3 separate regions of the Mus musculus genome follow, and all the other regions are linked to region 2. A link is a loop called in an ENCODE intact Hi-C map of the cell type or tissue named here. Cell type or tissue: heart. All regions are shown on one strand. Each heading gives the region's core, and the rest is flanking DNA. Links, peaks and the distances in the headings are about the cores only.

Evidence for each region. A loop is a pair of places that touch in the nucleus more often than their neighbours do. Peaks named below come from ENCODE experiments on the same cell type or tissue, not always from the same donor. Only the 100,000 strongest peaks of a DNase experiment are listed, where the experiment ranks them.
Region 1: it touches region 2 in a loop (3-fold over the local background); 7 of 42 quality-filtered maps call a loop at or near these places.
Region 3: it touches region 2 in a loop (5-fold over the local background); 3 of 42 quality-filtered maps call a loop at or near these places.

Annotation. Positions count from the first base shown.
Region 1 is chr4:34,370,123-34,374,940 of GRCm38, forward strand. It overlaps Gm46882 (a long non-coding RNA gene), which reads right to left and starts at 1,707. Exons shown (of 2, transcript XR_001784527.1): 1 at 1,208-1,707. In heart, for the core only: a CTCF peak has its summit at 1,763; no DNase peak of the experiment used is centred there.
Region 2 is chr4:33,394,377-33,399,194 of GRCm38, forward strand. All of the region lies in intron 12 of Rngtt (RNA guanylyltransferase and 5'-phosphatase), which reads left to right. Among named protein-coding and RNA genes, the nearest start is that of Mir8118, 41 kb to the right of the region's middle. In heart, for the core only: no CTCF peak of the experiment used is centred there; a DNase peak (open chromatin) is centred at 2,305.
Region 3 is chr4:34,920,206-34,925,023 of GRCm38, forward strand. It overlaps the pseudogene Gm12361. Among named protein-coding and RNA genes, the nearest start is that of Platr9, 11 kb to the left of the region's middle. In heart, for the core only: a CTCF peak has its summit at 2,202 (motif pointing left); no DNase peak of the experiment used is centred there.

The DNA of each region.
Region 1 (4,818 bases), core at 687-3,186, 980 kb after region 2:
CTAACCTGTGAACTGAATTGTCGATTTCCAGACAACACAAACAGAAGTTGCTCCAAAAAAACATTTCTAAACAGGTCCACTTCCCCCATATCCTTTCTTTCCTACTACCTTTGGTGGGTGAGGGCCTAGAAGGGAGGTTAAAGCATTTAAGAACTATCATTAAAAATAAGGCTTGAAAAAAAATTAAAGTTATACCTTGGTGTAGCAGTAAAGAACTTAGCTGACCCCCTACATACCTGTGGACATGCAGTCAAGTCTAACTTCCTAAAGGAAACATAGGAAGGTGATATTTCCCTGCATCTTATAATTCGGTAGTACTGAGAAGTTGAATAAATTGCTCAAAGTTGCCCATCTAGACATGTGGCAGTTTGGCTCCAGGGTAGGTTTGTCACCTAAGCCCTGGTTAAGTGTCCATTTCTCAGTAGAAGAATCCACCACCCATGCAGGTGTCACCCTTGACACAAAAACTCTAAGAATGCTAACAGTCGTCCTTTTGCCTGCTCCCAACAGCACTTTAGAGAAGGTGCACAGTGTGCTTCTGTAGTGGGTAAGGATTTCAGCTTCTCCCCGTAAACACAAGACCTCACCCAGTGAGTATTCATGGATCGACGTGCCTTTGAGAAGGCTTCACGTAGTGGGAGGTAGTGGTATTACCACTGTACTGGGGCCTGTGGGCATGCATCTATGCTCATGGATGATGATGTAGGAGACAAGGCCCACAGGAGAGCTCTCACATGAATGCCCTGGAGTGTGAAATGTTAGGCTAAGCCTTGTAAACTCAGAGAATTTACTAAGACAAATGGTTTACACAGAGACAGGTTTACCCATGCCTTTCAACATACAGTATCAGCCTAACCAGAACAGCCACTGGATTTCAGAGACGTGTTCCCTTGAAGGTTTTGGAATCTGCCATAGATACTTTTTGTAATGTTAATTCTAGGATAGTAACGCTCCAATGCCCTAGAAGAAAATCACGACAGTGATAAAAATCTGATTACAATAATTTTGTTCAGCAAAGAATCGCTCCAGCCAACTATTTAACAGCCACCAGAAAAGGAAAGATATGACCTGTTTGGTTATCTCTCAATTCAGGCAAAAAGCAGGCTGGGATGGACTCTGGAGCCTGGTAATGAAGACCTCCATGGGCTCTTCTGTTCTCAGGTATCTTTAGCAGCTTGCACTGTAATGTTATGGATACCATACTCACCTGTGGAAGAAACACCCACAACGAAGGGTTAGCCCAGTGATGCAAATGTTCTTAAAGTAGCAGCTTTCTCTCTCCTAGCTAGAGCCTCTGGAGCTGAAAGCCGCAGAGGTAACAGAGTGTAATCCATCCGCACTTCATCTGGAAACAGCATCATTTCTTTGAGCTCTCTGGAGACCTCGACTAGAAAAAAAAGGCCCAAGATGCCTGTCAGAGCCAACAGTGCCTGTCTTATTTTATACATGGGATGAAATATAAGACTCTGGGCTCCATTAGCAGCAGGCTTCGTTTTCACCCCAGGAAAGTGGCTTGACATAACCACATCTTACTTGTTCTTTCTTACATTTTTTTTAATACAAATGGCCTTAAAAATCCCCTCTTCCGCTCCCCACACCACAGCCCCAGGCACCTAGAAGCCATATCATCAGATTTTATAGCCAGATAATGCGGTCCTGAGAAAGCTGCCTATGTATATGGTTGAGGTTTTTTTAAAAGAAAAAAAAAATAATAATAGCAAGGCTGCAGCCTGATAAAAGGAAGAAGTTTGCTCTCTAGTGGCTGACTTAGAAAAGACTCTGGAATCCACACAATGAGCTACGTGAAAAATAAGAGGGGATTTGACAGTGCTATCTGGGCTACAAGGTCTGAATAATTCTTTTGGTTTTATTGACTTTTAGATGTATTTTTCCTACACTGAAACACTATGTCATACCAAGTGTTTTGTGAATGTTTTTCCTTACTGAAGTACTTCTTATCATTAAGTCATTCCAGTTCTAAAGTTTAAGGGTAGCAATTAAGTTTCTGCTGTTTTATTAGCGTGTTGTACTTTTCAAAAGCTCTATGGACTGGTTTAATACCATATAATTAATGTTTATTATAGACACATTGCCCATTAATATAACATCATTAGCTCCTTTTAAACCATTTTTAGATCTTTTCAGAAAGATTATTTAGCATAATTAATATGATGCTAATTAATATCATTTCATTACTCTTCTTTCTATAACAGCTCCGTTTATAATATTTTACAATATGAATTACAAAATAAGAAAAAGACTGTTCTTTATGCCTCGCTGTGAAACCACCCACCTCCCTTTGTGATTTGCTTTTCTATTTATTCTCCCACAGTTCTGCCTCTTCCTATCCAAATCCACACTACTTCCCATAGCTTTCTTCTGTAGTGCCTATCAGACCATGGGCAACTGAGCATCATCCCCGAGATCGTAAGCTTTGAGACTTATTGAAAGTAAGGGGGATGCACAGGAAGATTTCACCTATACAGTAGATCAGGCTGGCCTTAAACTCTTGAAGATCCATCACAAGTGCTAGAATTAAAGTTGTGTGACAGCACACCTGACTTAATTATTTGCTCTTATTTTACCTAGGCAAGGAGAACCAGGAGACATAAAAATGTCTAACTTCTTCAAGAGGTCCAAACACAGAGAAAGCAAAGTACTAGAAAATGTAAGGATTGGTCATGGGGTTCTCACTGGGGTAAGGGCACTGTAAGGGGTTGTTAGCAAAGAGAATGACTTATATTTATGAAAATTATCCCAGCTACTATGTGTAGAGAAAGTGCCACTACAAGGGCAAGAGGCTAACAGAGAACACTTTTGGAAATGGTTGTAGACCTGCAGCCTAGAGAAGTCAGGAGGTTAGACAAGAGCAAGGCAGCTAAGTTGCAGAAAGTGGACAGACTTCTGCCTTATGTTAAATGGAGCTAAGTGATGCTGCAGCCAAGCTGGGGGTGGGCTTTGGCTGAGCAGTGGGGAAGAGGACCACTGAGGACCACTTAGTAGAATTAGATGCTGGGAGAAAGGCCTGTTGGGAGGATGAAAGCTGAGGAGAAACGGGGTTCTGATCCAATTGGGTGTGGTTCAGTTTAGGAGTCCATTCCAAATGAAATGTCAAGTAATCTCTCAAGAGGGGATTTCTGCACGACCAGGCCTCTTTCTGTCAGAAATGTGGAGTTTAGAGGCAAGTCCAGATGTGTGATTCACGTTTAGAAGAGCTCAGGGTACGATTGGTCAATCCAAGGAGAGAATTTGGGTGGAGAAATGAATAGGCCAGGAGCTGATATTGGGCACATGCATATTAAATAAAGAAGGTATCAGTACCAGCCAGGGAGACTGAGCAGACTCGATCAGGAGCAAAAGGAAAAGTAGAAGGCCACCAAAGAAACAGCTAAGAACATCAAGTGAGAGGCAGATGCAACTGTGACCATCAAATCTGGCAAAACCCAGGTTACAGGTGACCTTGAAGAACCCATTAGGTGCAGTGATAGGGACAGAAGCCCCCTTGTGTTTGTGTCAGTTTCGAACAGGCCTTTAGAAATTCTTTCTCCATTTGGCTAGGAATGGCCCCTTCTTAGAATAGGAAACAAAACACCCATGGAAGGAGTTACAGAGACAAAGTTTGGAAGTGTGACAAAAGGATGGACCATCTAGTGATTGCCATATCCAGAGATCCATCCCATGATCAGCTTCCAAACGCTGACACCATTGCATACACTAGCAAGATTTTATCGAAAGGACCCAGATGTAGCTGTCTCTTGTGAGACTATGCCGGGGCCTAGCAAACACAGAAGTGGATGCTCACAGTCAGCTAAGGAGCTAAAGGGATCTGCAACCCTATAGGTGGAACAACATTATGAACTAACCAGTACCCCAGAGCTCTTGACTCTAGCTGCATATGTATCAAAAGATGGCCTAGACGGCCATCACTGGAAAGAGAGGCCTATTGGACACGCAAACTTTATATGCCCCAGTACAGGGGAACACCAGGGCCAAAAAGGGGGAGTGGGTGGGTCGGGGAGTGGGGGGGTGGGTATGGGGGACTTTTGGTTTAGCATTGGAAATGTAAATGAGCTAAATACCTAATAAAAAATGGAAAAAAAAAAAGAAATTCCTTCTCAGAGCAACCAGAAAATGCAGAAAAGAATAAATAACTGAGAAGCCGGCCCTTGCTGAGCTTGCTGATCGTTTTGGAGGCTTTGATCTAGAACCATCTTCTACGAACACTTCCATAGTCAGGGTGTCCAGCAAAAGGTATTCCTGTGTGTAACAAACGGAGCTTTTCTCAGGCTCACAAACAACTCATCTCCACCATAGATTAGATGGTGAAGTTACAGCAAGTTGAGGTGGAGGAAAAGAATAGCGAGAAAGAGATAGATTTGACACGTAGGATGGAATTTAGGAAGACATAGGGAAAGACGAAGGGAAATAGGGAGAACAGTGCCTGAAAGGAGGGGGATGTTTTTAAGAATCAAAAAATAAAAGGATCAAAAACTAAGAAAAGAAAATATTTAAAACTAGGAAAGAGGTGCTGGAGAGACGAACCGGTGGTTAAGAGCACTGGGTGTTCTTCCAGAAGACCTAAGTTCGATCCCCTGGACCCACATAGCAGCTCACAGCTGTCTGTTATGGCATTCCAGGGGGTCCGACACCCTTACGCCAATGCATATAAAACAGAATTATTTTTAAATCGTAGGAAAGAAAGGATTAAAATTGAAAATTATTAAAATAAGAAAGGAAACTGTTAAGAGTATTTTTCTTCCTAGATGTAGCTCAAAATAAAACTTTTAAATATATGCCAATTTCAGAAACAGAATGCAT
Region 2 (4,818 bases), core at 1,252-3,751:
GCAAGATTTTGCTGAAGGGACCCTGATATAGCTGTCTCTTGTGAGGCTAAAGCCAGTGCCTGGCAAACACAGAAGTGGATGCTCACAGTCATCTATTGGATGGATCACAGGGCCCCCAATGGAGGAGCTAGAGAAAGTACTCAAGGAGCTTAAGGGGTCTGCAACCCTATAGGAGGAACAACAATATGAACTAACCAGTATCCCCAGAGCTCGTGTCTCTAGCTGCATATGTAGCAGAAGATGGCCCAGTCGGCCATCACTGGGAAGAGAGGCCCCTTGGTATTGCAAACTTTATATGCCCCAGTACAAGGGAGTGCCAGGGCCAAGAAGTAGGAGTCGGTGGGTAGGGGAGTGGGGTTGGGGGGAGGGTATGGGGGACTTTTGGATAGCATTTGAAATGTAAATGAAGTAAATACCTAATTAAAAATTGGAGGAAAAAAAAAAGAAGAAATAGAAAAAGAAAAAAAACCATACATGCATCTCTCAGAGACATTTAAGTGTTACTGTGGGCAGCAGAGAGGGTGGATGCACAGGCTTCTCTCAGCAATCCCACTTTGTTTAGCTTTGGATGTATTGAGAAGTGGAATTGTTGGGTTGTTTGGCAGAGACTCCCCAGGAGTTTCCCCTAGTGCTGTAGCAGCACACTTTTCAGCAGGTGTTCACTGCCTCCTCTACAGTTGATAAGAACATAGTCGCTCTTTTGTCTGTTTGGTAGTGTTCATCCTAGTAGACTTGAGGTGAGTTCCCACTGAGGTCTTGTTTTCCAGTCTGATTGGAGACGGCTCAGTTGGTCTGCACCTTCTCATGTCAGGTTCACACCTCAGTTGCTTCTTTAGAGAAATGTTTGCTTGGGTTCTTTATGTTTCATTTTTGAACTTCACAATTTTCTATATTTTGATTATTAATACCAAATTTCAGATACAGTTTTTAGATACTTATTATATACTAATTTTTATTAAATTTATTAGATACAGTTTTTAACTAACTCCCTACTTTCTGGTAGGTCACCCTGTAATGTGTTTGCTGGGCAAACTTTTCTTACTGTGATGGATGTTAATATTTGTTGCTTCTTCCTTTAGTGTTGTATCTAGAAAATTATTTTCACGATGTCTTGAAAATTTTCCGTATGTGTGTGTGATGTGATGTGAATATCTGTTTTTCCATTGACCCAGTTTACTATAGTAGTTAGTGTGCATTTTGAATGTGGAATAATATACCTGGGCTTGAATATTTCCTGTGTCTAGCTTATTTTCTTTGTTGTATGTGCTCTATGAAGACAGGAGATTATGATGAATTAATCTATTTTTTAGAATGTTCAAGGAATCCTGTAATTTAGCACCCGTGTACTTAGCACCTGTGGTCAGTGGGAAAATATACAGTAAATGATAGCTATTAGAAATGATTGTTGTCTTTATTATTCCATATAAAGACTGTAGGAAAGAGGAAACTAGAGGAAGCACTGGAGACTGGATAGGGACCTCACTGTCGGCTCCAGAAGCTTGAGTCCTGGTTGGTCAGCCAGCTAACCAGCTGCGGTGAGCATCAGTGACAGCTGACAGGGTCTTTTGGCTCTAGGGATAGCAGCTGGGCTGTCAGAGTAGAAGGAAACTCGTGGGTATAATGGATGAGTGCAGAGGTGACAGAGACTCTATTAGAAAGAGTGCTCTATTAGAAAATGGGCCTGAGTGGGTAGGAGGTTCCTATTGATCAAGATGGGATGGGGAGTGAGTGACTCTATTTCAGATCTAAAACCCTAGGGTGCCGCCTGAGCAGTGTTAGATTGGTGCTTGACCTAGTCATACTCATAAAAGAGCATCTAGGTTTCTTTGAGTAACTAGGTCTAGAAATGAAGATTTGGGAGTAATTTTTATGGCTATATTCAGAGTCTTCTAGGAGAGTGGTTTATGGTCAAAACCAGTCTATTTTTGTTTTTTTAAAGGGAGTGAAGAAAACTAGCGGAAACACTGTTACCTTTAGGTAACAGCAAGGGTAAGAGGGTAGGTGGAAGATAGTGTCATGTGGCAAGCCTGAAAGAGTGTTTCCCAAAGTTTTGTAACTGGAGATTGAAGAGGAACATACAACTTTGGTCTAGATACCCTATTTTAGGCAAGCAAAATGCTATTGCTGTATTTTTACAAGTGAGAAACGAAGCCCTCACTTTAAAGTTCTTTAACATTACCAAGTTAGTAGAGCCAAAGGGTAATTAAAGATATGACTTTCTTTGCTGTTACTGTCACTGACTTCCTTTGGCCCTGCTGTCCTGGGTAGGTCTTTAGCCCTGTCTCTGGCTTGTGCCACTAGATGGCAGTAGTGCACCTTGCTCTCTCTAGTGTTTTCTAGCATTACCAACTCTCCAGGGACCACCTCTAGTTGAAACTACTGCTAAAAGTTTTCCCTCTGTCTAGTTTTGGTACATTTTTTGCTTTATGGACATACTAAGATGCACTTTGAACAGAGACTCTGCTATGTTTAAATAAATATTTCCTCATATTTTCATATTTTTTAGGGTGTTTTTTTGTTTGTTTGTTTTGTTTTGTTTTGTTTTTGTTTTTTTCGAGACAGGGTTTCTCTGTATAGCCCTGGCTGTCCTGGAACTCACTCTGTAGACCAGGCATATTTTAATATTCTTAATACTTATGTTGATTGGATTGTTGCTTTTTAAAAGACCACAGGTATCTCAGGTTATATTGGGGTTGTATCTAAACACAAGTATTTTTCAGTTTTTCTTTTTTTTTTAAATCAGAAATTTCAACTTTATTTAGAATGCATTTTTGCTTTTTGCTTTTTTTTGCTTTTTTTTTCTTACGTATTTTCTTCAATTACATTTCCAATGCTATCCCAACCCCCCCCCCCCCATTCCCATTTTTTGGCCCTGGCATTCCCCTGTACTGGGGCATATAACGTTTGCCTGACCAATGGGCCTCTCTTTCCAGTGATGGCCGACTAGGTCATCTTTTGATACATATGCAGCTAGAGTCAAGCGCTCTGGGGTACTGGTTAGTTCATAATGTTGTTCCTCCGATAGGGTTGCAGATCTCTTTAGCTCCTTGGATACTTTCTCTAGCTCCTCCATTAGGGGCCCTGTGATCCATCCAATAGTTGACTGTGAGCATCCACTTCTGTGTTTGCTAGGCCCCGGCCTAGTCTCACAAGGGACAGCTATATCACTGTCCTTGCAACAAAGGCTTGCTAGTGTATGCAATGGTGTCATCCCTTGGAGGCTAATTATGGGATGGATCCCTGGATATGGCAGTCTCTAGATAGACCATCCTTTTGTCTCAGCTCCAAACTTTGTCTCTGTAACTCCTTCCATGGGTGATTGTTTCCAATTCTAAGAATGAGCAAAGTGTCCACACTTTGGTCTTAGTTCTTCTTCAGTTTCATATGTTTTACATATTGTACCTTATATCTTGCTATACTAAGTTTCTGGGTTAATATCCACTTATCAGTGAGTACATTTCATTTGAGTTCTTTTGTGATTGGGTTACCTTACTCAGGATGATGCCCTCCAGGTCCAACCATTTGCCTAGGAATTTCGTGAATTCATTCTTTTTAATAGCTGAGTAGTACTCCATTGTGTAAATGTACCACATTTTTTGTATCCATTCCTCTGTTGAGGGACATCTGGGTTCTTTCCAGCTTCTGGCTATTATAAATAAGACTGCTATAAACATAGTGGAGCATGTGTCCTTATTACCGGTTGGGACATCTTCTGGATATATGCCCAGGAGAGGTATTGCGGGATCCTCCGGTAGTACTATGTCCAATTTTCTGAGGAACCTCCAGACTGATTTCCAGAGTGGTTGTACAAGCTTGCAATCCCACCAACAATGGAGGAGTATTCCTCTTTCTTCACATCCTTGCCAGCATCTGCTGTCACCTGAATTTTTGATCTTAGCCATTCTGACTGGTGTGAGGTGGAATCTCAGGGTTGTTTTGATTTGCATTTCTTTGATGATTAAGGATGTTGAACATTTTTTCAGGTGCTTCTCAGCCTTTCGGTATTCCTCGGGTGAGAATTCTTTGTTCAGCTCTGAACCCCATCTTTTAAGGGGGCTATTTGATTTTCTGGAGTCCACCCTTTTGAGTTCTTTATATATATTGGATATTAGTCCCCTATCTGATTTAGGATAGGTAAAGATCCTTTCCCAATCTGTTGGTGGTCTTTTTGTCTTATTGACGGTGTCTTTTGCCTTGCAGAAACTTTGCAGTTTCTTGAGGTCCCATTTGTCAATCCTCGATCTTAAAGCACAAGCCATTGCTGTTCTATTCAGGAATTTTTTCCCTGTGCCCATATCTTTGAGACCAGTTTTTCTTTTTTTAAACAGCTCACTTGTTAAAATCAGGCTTATTTATAGACTAGGTATCATATTTATGAGTTAACTAGAGCTTTGATAACAATTGTAATCTGAGTACATGCTGGTGAATTCAGTATAATTAAAATTTACTTATTTTACACTAGAGTATATGTATGCTTGTTTATACTTCAGAAAAATTTTGTGTTTCAGATGTTATATTTAGCCGAGTGTGGTGGCGCAGGCCTTTAATTTCAACACCTGGGAGGCAGAGGCAGGCGGATTTCTGAGTTCGAGGCCAGCCTGGTCTACAGAGTGAGTTCCAGGACAGCAAGGCTACACAGAGAAACGCTGTCTCGGGAAAACAAAACAAAACAAAACAAAAAAACAAAACAAAACCCAACAGATGTTATATTTATTTTCAAAAGTCTTAACCCTTTTAGTGTAATATCTTGGCCTTATTTTTTTGGGAGATTGAAAAAAGGTTTTTAAAATTTATCTCTGTTGTATTATTTTTTGTTGT
Region 3 (4,818 bases), core at 687-3,186, 1.5 Mb after region 2:
TTGGGAGGCAGAGGCAGGCGGATTTCTGAGTTCGAGGCCAGCCTGGTCTGCAGAGTGAGTTCCAGGACAGCCAGAGCTATACAGAGAAACCCTGTCTCGAAAACACCAAATATGAAAAGAAAAAAAAAAAAAAAAGACACCCTTAGCAGCACTAGTAGAGTCCACCAAGTGGAGCTCAGTTGTGAATACTAAACTTAAAGAGTATCTGAAGAGATTTACGGAGGTGCGGTTGTTAGAGAGGACACGCAGCAATTTGAAGAATTTCAATCAAAAAAGAGAAGGAGAGTGGATGAGCCGCAGTATTACTGCAGCTAGGGTGAGTACCATGTTTCCTCAGTTAGGTTGTCCTGAATAAAAAGACCTTGGTCTGGAGAAAGCAAATTCCTTCCTTCCTTCCTTCCTTCCTTCCTTCCTTCCTTCCTTCCTTCCTTCCTTCCTTCCTTCCTTCCTCTCTCTGTTTTCTCTTCTCTTCTCTTCTCTTCTCTTCTCTTCTCTTCTCTTCTCTTCTCTTCTCTTCTCTTCTCTTCTCTTCTCTTCTTTTCTTTTCTGCAGTTTGTTCCATGACTCCCAAGCCTGCTCAGGGAATCCTCTTGCTGCTTTCTGAGGTTTGACCATGGCTTAGAAGGGACTAGGGAGCTTTTCTCTGGACCAACCTTCAGAGTGGGAGACTGATGCTTCTGGTTCTGATGTTCTGGTATTGATGTCTGATGTAGGCAGGATGCAGGAAGCCTTTGTTCTGAGCTTCATGATGATTTTAAAGTGAAAACTCCCACTGTTCTGCTGGTGCACCAATGTCATCATTAGTACGGTGATGCTCCTGGGACTTTCGGGGAACCCACCCACGTATGAGTCCCTTTGCTGTTGCCTAAAAATAACCAGAATCCACCCTGCCACCTGTGGTGGATAACAGACTAAGGATTCCAGAAAAAGCTCTCAGCTGCACACATGTTGAGTTTTTGTGTGTAAACAGTGTGCACAGCCATTATCCTCCTTATCAAAGTCTTCTGAAGATTCTATGGGATGCTGTATTGGGGGAAGGAAGAAGCTCTTGGATGCTGTAAAATGTCTTGAGCTCCCCCAGTCTACTCGGAAAACATCTTTTGATCCACAAAGAGTCCTAAGTTGCACTCTCAGGTACAACTTAAGTGAGGCACACAAAAGCCATTTTAGGCTGCATGTTGGTGTCAGTAATTTTGTATACATGAGTTCCCGGACAGGATGAAGTAGCCTACATCATCTTATTAGGCCTCCATAAATGGCAGGGCTGATTCTTCTTCTTCTTCTTCTTCTTCTTCTTCTTCTTCTTCTTCTTCTTCTTCTTCTTCTTCTTCTTCTTCTTCTTCTCCTTCTCCTTCTCCTTCTCCTTCTCCTTCTCCTTCTCCTTCTCCTTCTCCTTCTCCTTCTCCTTCTCCTTCTCCTTCTCCTTCTCCTTCTCCTTCTCCTTCTCCTTCTCCTTCTCCTTCTCCTCCTCCTCCTCCTCCTTCTGATTTATTTATTTTATGTATATATGAGTACACTGTAGCTGTACAGGTTTCTGTAAAATCCAAATAAAACCAATTAAAAAACAGCTTGTGGTACCTTCTTCCAGGATGAAAATATACCAGTCATAATTGAGTAACATCCTTTTCCTTCAAGGTCAGTGACTTTCCTACATTTTCAGATATCTAGTGTGCTGATTAAAACTTGCCATTAATATCTTTTTTTTTGTTTGTTTTTTGCTTATTTTTAAAGTTTTTTTTAAAGATTTATTTATTATATGTAAGTACACTGTAGCTGTCTTCAGACATCCCAGAAGAGGTCATCAGATTTCATTACAGATGGTTGTGAGCCACTATGTGTTTGCTGGGATTTGAACTCAGGACCTTTGGAAGAGCAGTCAGTGCTCTTAACCGCTGAACCATCCTTCCAGCCCTTGTTTCTTGTTTTTGAGTCAGAGTGTTTCTCTGTAAAGGGGTTGCTTAAAAATTACAGGAAGTATACATTGTAAAAAAAAATTAGGGAAACAGGTACACACACACACACACACACACAGAGAGAGAGAGAGAGAGAGAGAGAGAGAGAGAGAGAGAGAGAGAGAGAGAGAGACAGAGAGAGAATGAATGAGGGTTTGACTAAGGAAACCACAGGACTTTCTGTGCTTCATGGTCCTCCTTCCCATGCTGAGGGGAGCTTGTGCCACCTTGTGTTCATTGTACGCAACAACTACAGATTAGGTTTCTGATTGTTGGTTCAGTGCCTAGCCAAGAAAAACTAGGAGCTTCTCTGTCAGATAAATGAATGTAGGAACATAGAATTCATGCTCCCAGACCGCAGTCATTCAAAATGGCTCAAGATCAAACTATATTCTAGTCTCTTTTAAGATGAGTGTTGTAGGCTATCTACTAGAGAAGACTCATCAGATGTGGATTTAAGCCAACACAAAGTGTGTATTAGCCAGCAGGTGACTACACCGGGCGTTTGGGATCCCAGTGCAGCCCCAAGCCTTCCTTAGGGGGAGCTATTAAGCACAAAACCATGTTCTGGGTTGACATCCTTCAGTTAACAAGAACAGTTAGCCAGAAGCGGAAATACAAAGTCAGAAGGCAAGGTTAGTTCATTTAGAGACTTTCACAGAACTGTGGACGTTGATGGATTAGGCCTCTGTTTTAGTTTTGACTGAGATGGTGTCGTCAGCATGCTGAGTTTTACAACCTGAATGGCTCTTCCATCATGGAGTCACTGGTGCCAACGTCTGGAACGTGTTATACAGTAGGCGCTGTTGGTTCTGTGTTGACAATATTGATTCTGCAACATGGGACTTACGGAACTATCCACTTTTCACTGGTAGAATCACCAGAATGGAAGCTAGGAATAAACCCACTGAGTTGAGACCATCTGATGTCATTTCTTCAGATAGACTGTTGAGTTCTTTTTGGGGATTCAGACCTCTATTGGTTTGACCAGCTGTCTATTTGTTTATTCTGAGCTGCTTAAAAAAGACTCTACCTAGATAAATAATTTTTTTTTGTTCTGCTTTCAAAGCACTTGGCTTAAAGTATCTGGTTTGAACACATTTTGGTCTTGACATTTGGTCTTGCTTGCTTGCTTGTAGATCTCTAAAGGCATTTTTGGTCTGTTTTGCTTGTTCTCAGAACTTCTTTGCCTTTGGAACTTTGAAGGTATCTTTTTTTTTTTTTTTTTTGGTTTTTCGAGACAGGGTTTCTCTGTATAGCTCTGACTGTCCTGGAACTCTGTAGACCAGGCTGGCCTCGGAACTCAGAAATCCACCTGCCTCTGCCTCCCGAGTGCTGGGATTAAAGGCGTGTGCCACCACACCCGGCTTGAACGTATCTTGTTTCTGTTTTGTTTGTCTTGGTTTTTGTTGTATTTAAAATTGATTTATTGTCATTTGGCCTTTGTTTCCTGACGCACCTCAAATTCGTAAATTTTCAGCTTCTTCTCCTGTGACCTCTCCAAGCTTTTACTTTAGGGATTGTATGAGCAACTGATGATAATGACTCTGAAGACAAGAAACAGTTGTTCCCTCCCACCCAGAACTGTGGCGGTGTCAAGGGGAGCAACACGTGACCTGCAGTGACCTCACAGGGAAGCATAACAAACATACCCATTCCTGGGTCAGAAGGAAACTACATATGGGGGATTGGTCACCCCCTGTCTTGAGCTCTTTCACATTTGCAAAAACCTGCAGGAAATTCCTAAGACTCAGTGGGAGAAGAGGTCTCCTGGTAAAGGCAGAGAAAGTTGATCCAAACCCAGCACATAAAACTGACCCAAAACAAGTATTCCTTGGCTAGCATAGTTAGATCACTAGGCAGGAAAAAGAAGCACACACACACACACACACACACACACACACACGCACAAATGCATCCACATGTGGCAGGCATGCAAACAGAGAACAAGGCTTCGAGAAAGAAGGAGATGCATTTAGAGATAAACTGCCGTCAGATATCATAGCTGACTTTATATGTAATAATTATTAACATGAGAGTATTTGGGCAATTTTAACATTTACTACATCCAAATTGGTTTACCTTGCATGCTTAACAAAATCCTAGAATTAAGGTTGTTATGGGTTATAGGCTTAAGCTTGGGGCTAGAGTTAGAAGGTTAGGTTAGGGGTTAATGTTAGGATTAGGGTTAGTGACTAGGATTTCGGGTTAGGGTTCGACAGAGAAAGAATGAAGCTGATAGCATGGAGTCACCTTCAGGGTTGTGGTTAGGGTTAGGGGTTAGTGTTGGGGTTGTAGTTAGCTTTGAGAGATTTAGGGTTAGGGTTATTGGTTAGTTAGGGTTAGAGTCAGTGGGTTAGGGTTAAGCTTTGGGTTATGAAGTTTGGATATGATTTGGGGAGAATTGAGGTCAAATAATCATATTTTATATCAATTTAAACATGTTTTAACTCCAACCAATTGTTTGTGCTAAATGTTCATCTTAGCTGGAGTGATGTCTCATTGAGTAAGACCATTCTACTCTTACTGAAGACCCAGTTTCAGTTCTCAGCACCAAAATGGAAGCTCACCCCATCTGAAGCACCAGTTAAGGGATCCCACTACCTCCTCCGTTTGTGGTAATGAAGTATCCTTGTGGTACACATACATACATTCAAGTAGAACATACATTCACATAAAAGTAACTAAAAAAAAAAAAGACATCACCCACATGATTCTAGTGCCTTCAGAAATGAGTTTCTGGTGTCTGAAGGCATGAGGTCAAAGTCAATTAAAAACAGTTCTTAAAACAATAGTGTATGGCCAGGAGTCATGAATGTTTCAGCCTTCCTGGATCAGTCCTCTACATTCAAGGAAAGATTAAAGC